Regions from separate parts of the Homo sapiens genome. Here region 2 is linked to region 1. The links are chromatin loops, found by intact Hi-C in ENCODE. Cell type or tissue: pancreas. All regions are shown on one strand. Links, peaks and the distances in the headings refer to the core of each region. The heading gives the core; the rest is flanking DNA. Region 1 overlaps EML1 (EMAP like 1). Region 2 overlaps HHIPL1 (HHIP like 1).

Region 1 (2,802 bases), core at 169-2,668:
CCAACAGACAGCAGTGCAGTCAACCAACAGACAGCAGTGCAGTCTGAGCTGGGAGGCTCACACCAACAGACACCAGTGCGGTCAACACCGCAGAGGCAGCTGTGAACACGTATGTCTAAGTCCAAATCCCTGAATGTGTTCACTGTGGACTTTGGGCACAGGGATGGTCTAAGAGTGGTTGGTTTTTACTCATCTGATAAAGCTCCTATTTGCTGCACCATAGACTGGCATTTATAAGGAGGAGAGTCCAGTGGACGACGTGTCCAGGCTGCAACTCAACAGATATTCACTGTGCCTCAGAGCGGGGATCTGCTCTTATCTCTTTCATCTACATTAACTAACCTAACCCCATGTTCCTGAAAGGGGGCTCTGGGGCCAGATCTTGCAGGTCTTCGACACGTGGTGACATGTGTAAGAAGTCCTGGGCAACTAGGATCAGAGTGGAACTAATAGGAGCCACGTGCTGTTTGAGCAGAGATACTTGCTTTTGAAAGTGATTAATAAGGCTTGATAGAGGAGGAGTCCATTCCAAAGTTAAACATGTGATTTCCCTACAATTTATTAATCCAGAACAACTTTGGCTCTTGGAATAACATGACTTCTTTTTGTTTGAGACAGGGTCTGGCTCTGTCGCGCAGGCTGAAGTGCAGTGGTGTGATCTCGGCTCACGGCAACCTCCACCTCCTGGCTCAAGCCATCCTCTCACCTCAGCCTCCCAAGTATCTGGGACTACAGGCATATGCCACCAAACTCGGCTAATGTTTAGATTTTTTGTAGAGACAGGGTTCCGCCATGTTGTCCAGGCTGGTGTCAAACTCCTGGCCTCAAATGATCTGCCTGTCTTGGCCTCCCAAAGTGCTGGGATTCCAGGTGTGAGCCACTGGGCTCAGCCACATGACTGCTTTTAAAAATGACTTCACGTGATGAAATAAAGTTCCTGCTGGAAGTCAGAATACTCCACCATGGAAATAATGACTCTACAAAAATTGTCCTTAAGCAGCTTTTTATTAGAAATAGGGTCATTTAAGAACCATCTATTCAAAATGTTTAGAAGTTGCTGGAGACTTTATTTGGGACAAAAGCGACTGCTTCATAGACATTTCCAACCAATACTTCCCAGCTTAACATGGTGGAAGGAGCACAGATTTTGAGGCCAGCTGGATCCGTGTTCTAGGGCTTGGGTGAGGGGCTTCACCTCCACCAGCTTAACCTCCTTAATCTAAAAATGGGAATACAACCACTGTGAGGAACAGGTTATTGGCACGATTAAATAAGATATGTTACAATGCGTCCAACATGTTATTAATTAATATGGCTTCCCTCTTCCTCCTCCTTTCACTGCAAAAACCTTTGTATTTCCAGACTCCTCAGCTAACAGTCTCAAAACTAAAACAATATGAAGAATATTAGCACTTATCATTTTGAAATTTATTAAAACATAAATGACCCCATGGCTTGAAGAGTGAAACATTTTTTTCAGTAAAAAATGCGTAAGTCTCATCTTCCAGTGTAAAATGTGGTGTTAAAATTGTCTACCCATAGGTGGTGCTGTTTACATAGTTCTTGAATGGCTGTGGCTTTCAAATGAAATGCAGTCATGGGCTAGACACGGGTGTTTCTGTCAATGATGGACCACATAGATGTCTGTGGTCCCACAAAATTATAATACTGTATTTTTATGGTATCTTTTCTATGTTTAGATACACCAATATTTAACACTGTGTTACCACTGCCTGCAGTATTCCCTATAGTCATGTGCTGTACAGGTCTGTAGCCCAGGAGCAGCAGGCTAGACCATCAGGCTGGACCATGAAGGTTTCTGTAAACACACACTCCATGATGTTCACACAATGAGAAAACACCTAACAATGCATTTCTCAGAATGTGCCTGTCATTAAGTGATGCCTGATCGTATACAATATCCTTCCATCCATTCAACAAATAGTTATTGAGCACTCATGTTCACCAAGTGCTGTGTAAAGTACTAGAGATACAAAGAATAAGAATGGCACGGCCTGGGCCTCCAGAGCCTAAGGGAGGGCAAGCGGTGTGTGCAGCATGGTGAAGGGAGGAGAGCTACAGAGTCACAGATAAAGTTAACAGGCAGTTACGACACCATCTGAAAAGCACTGCTCTCAGACTAGAGAGCCAGGGGAGGCTCCCAGAAAAAGGGGATCCTGAGTTGGGTCTCGAAGGATGAGCTGGAGTTCATCAAAAACAGTCACCTTCCCTGCCCCCACCCCCAGTTCCAGATACATCCACCTGTCACTTGGGAGAGGGGAAAACCCCTCCTCCTCCTAGGTGCTAGAAGGTGTTTGCCTTAGAACAATTCATTAAGCTACGAATTTGCTTGTGTGGTTTTCTGCATCTGTGCTTTATTTTATAGTAAAGTAAAAAGAATTTTCTAAATATGTTATCTTCTTACTTAGATCGGCATGTCTTTAATTAGGTCTGGGCTTGATTGCCTATTCATGAGTTAAGGGCCACTGGTATTTCCTTCTCAGTGAGCGCCTGTGCAGACCCTTTACCATTTTTCTATTCCGTGGATTATCTTGTTCTCCCATTTGTGAGTCCTTTGGGAATTAAGCAAAGCAGCCCTGCAGGCATTGTGCCACTGACATTTGTTAGGAGAATGAGTCTTTCTGTGCTGCTCCTTCCCACTCCCTGCCATGCCTTGGACTACGTTCTGTACACAGCAGGTGCTCCATAAGTCCAGCACAGCAGTGAAACTGAAAGAGCAAGGTGAGAACAATTTTCAGAATTTCTGATTCCTCGCTTTTCAGGCTGGGATAAAGACAGAAA
Region 2 (2,802 bases), core at 225-2,724, 210 kb after region 1:
CGCCTCTGACTGCCAGGGGGTGGGGGGGATGCGGGCACCAGGCCATGCTGTCCGGGCCACATTCCTCAGGCCACCCTCCGGCTGTTCTTGCACCTTCCATTCCAGCTGTGGGCAGGACAAGCCTGGTTCTCCCCACCGCCCTCAGTCTGCAAGCTGTGCCTCTGTTAGCACAGCCAGGGGCCATGTCCGTCCTCGAAGCCTGGCTGCCCTCCCTCCTCAGGGTCCCACAGCCCGGCTGCTGTTCCTGCTGGTGTCTGAAACGCTTGGAGGTAAGAAAGGAACTCCTCCCGCCCATGATGGACCATGCACTTCCAGAGCCCACACCGCCCCCAACACACACTCCTGCCTTGGGTCTGCAGAGGACACACATGCACTGCAGCGCCTCACACATGTCCCCAGGACAGCACACACCCGCACCCCCTTCACTCTAGAACACGTGTGCACCCGCTGGGCGCACACAGGGCGGAGCGGCCCCTGCCAGGCTCCCCCGCCGGCGGGATGGCCTGGGGCAGCGGCGTGTTGCCTACAGGTCGGGGTTCTGGTGGCTGCACACGACGCCCGCATCCTCGTCGTGCTCGCAGTTGTGGGTGCCCACGCCGTTGTGCTGGCACTCCAGCAGGTTCCGCTCCCAGCCCGCGCAGCGCACATCGTCCAGCAGAATGGGCAGCGAGCCGCCCTGGCCGAACTCGGCTCTCTTGACGGCGCGCACGGCGTAGGCAAACCCCAGCTGGCGACACACGACGGCGGCGCCGCTGATGTTCCAGGAGTCGTCGCACACGGTGCCCCAGCGTCCGCCCACGAACACCTCCACGCGCCCGCTGCCAGAGCTCAGGCCCGCGGGCCGCACCAGGCGCACCTCGCCATCCCGGAACGCCCGGCTCGCCGAGTTCAGCCGCCCCCGCCGCCGCCCGCCGCCCCTCCGGCTCCCTGGCTGCTGGGTGGGCCGCGCTGGCCGCGGGGTTGGCGCGGGGGGAGCGGCCGTGGGGCGCCCTCGGCGGGGCGCCCGCGTGGGCGCCCGCGCTGTAGGCCGCGGGGTGCTCCGTGTCTTCGGGATGAACTCTGCGCAGAGGAAGAGTATGCCGTCAGAGGGACCCAGGCGCCCCTGTCCAGCCCTGCTGCCCACCCTGTGCTGCCCTGCAACCTGTGCGGAGAGCGCAGACTCGGGGAAGGATGTCCTGGGTCTGTCCTGCACTCACACCCAGAAGACGGGATGCCGCCTGCGCTCCCAGTCGTGCTTCCCAGGTCACCCGGACCCAGCAAGATGCCGGCCTGGACTCAGGGGCCAGGGGCTTTTTCAGTCATACAGCAAACACTATCAACTGCTTTGTGCCAGTCTGCTGTTGCTGCGTCTCCCTACCCCAAGCCCCACCTTCCCAGGAGTCCCTAGGTTGGTGGGGGAGCCAGCTCCTGGCACTTCATAACTCTGGAAGGCAATGAAAGGAAGGAGTGTCTGGGAAGGCTTCTAAGAGAAAGTCACCGTTTCATCTTCCAGGCCTTGGTTGTGAGGGTGAGGAAGCTGAGGCCCACAGATGGGTAAAAACTGCTGCGGGTCTGTGGTGGCCAGTGGCCAGCAGGTTGGGAACGGGATACACACAGGGATCCCTGGGGTCAGGGTGAATCTCTTTCCTCCTGGTTCCCAAGGTTGGCACCAGCGGGTTGTCACAGCGGGTACGATGGGGGAACTCTGGTTGTGTCTGGGGAACAAGGCAGAGCCCCTATACCCCACCACAGAGCCTGGGTGCAGTCGGTGCTAGGGAGCTGAGGCAGGTGATTTCCTTTGTCTCTGCAGAATGTGGGGACACGCTTGGCCCAGGTCAGCCACAGGGATAGACCTCAATCTACACTTTGCTGTGCCCAGCTCTACTCCACACAGGTGCAGTGCCAGGCACTGGGCACTGCCATGCGTCACAGCCCAAGACTGTTCAATTACTATGGGGAGGATCCTGGGGCCACCAGGCCAAACCTCTTTAATCCCGCCCCACTTCAGCCAGTCCCACTTTGAAAACCACTGAGAGAGAGCTGAGAAAGGGCCTCTCAGCACAAGGCCAAGCACAGGCCAGGGCCCAGAGCACCATGACATGGGCAAGGCGCTCCCTGTCCCTGCACCCTGGCCCCTGGCCCCCACCTCCTGCTCCTCAGGCTGCCTCACCTCTCCCACTGTGGCTCTTGCTGTTCCCTCTGCCTGCACTGCCACCCCCCTCGGTGCACCCTCCTGAGTGAACCTCCCTCTTGGTGCCAGCCCCCCTCAGTGCACTCCCCCAGGTGCACCCCCCCGTGCAACCTGCCTGGGTGCATCCCCCAACTCTGTGCACCCCCCCTCCATGCCGCCCCCCTCAGTGCACCCCCCCTCCATGCCACCCCCCTTAATGCACCACCCCCTCCGTGCCACCCCCTCAGTGCACCCCCCTCCATTCCACCCCCCTCAGTGCAACCCCTCCAGGTGCACCCCCCTCAGTGCACCACCCCCTCTGTGCCACCCCCCTCAGTGCACCCCCCCTCCATGCCATCCCCCTCAGTGCACCCCCTCCAGGTGTACCCCCCTCAGTGCCATACCCACTCAGTGCCATCCCCCTAGCTGCCACCCCCCTCAGTGCAACCCCCTATTGGTGCACCCTTCCTCTTCTTTTCAGACTCCAGGAACCCCTACCCCCAACCCCAGTCTCCACTGTTCTGGGTGGGTCCTCACGGTACCTGGCACACACTTCGATCACAAGGCCTTGGACAGTAAATGACATCTCTGTCCGTCCCAGCCAGAACAGGGCCTAGTCTGACTTCTCACTGTGGCTCTGGCATCCAGCATGG

Evidence for each region. Peaks named below come from ENCODE experiments on the same cell type or tissue, not always from the same donor. Only the 100,000 strongest peaks of a DNase experiment are listed, where the experiment ranks them.
Region 2: a loop joins it to region 1, with 3 times the contacts of the local background. A loop is called at or near these places in 80 of 110 quality-filtered maps.

The regions. Positions count from the first base shown.
Region 1 is chr14:99,884,290-99,887,091 of GRCh38, reverse strand. The region is part of intron 4 of EML1 (EMAP like 1); the gene reads right to left. Among named protein-coding and RNA genes, the nearest start is that of EML1, 92 kb to the right of the region's middle. In pancreas, for the core only: a CTCF peak has its summit at 1,535; no DNase peak of the experiment used is centred there.
Region 2 is chr14:99,673,348-99,676,149 of GRCh38, reverse strand. It overlaps HHIPL1 (HHIP like 1), which reads right to left. Exons shown (of 9, transcript NM_001127258.3): 9 at 1-1,059. The coding sequence ends at 524. Among named protein-coding and RNA genes, the nearest start is that of CYP46A1, 9.5 kb to the left of the region's middle. RefSeq lists an enhancer at 494-1,057. In pancreas, for the core only: no CTCF peak of the experiment used is centred there; DNase peaks (open chromatin) are centred at 1,225 and 2,182.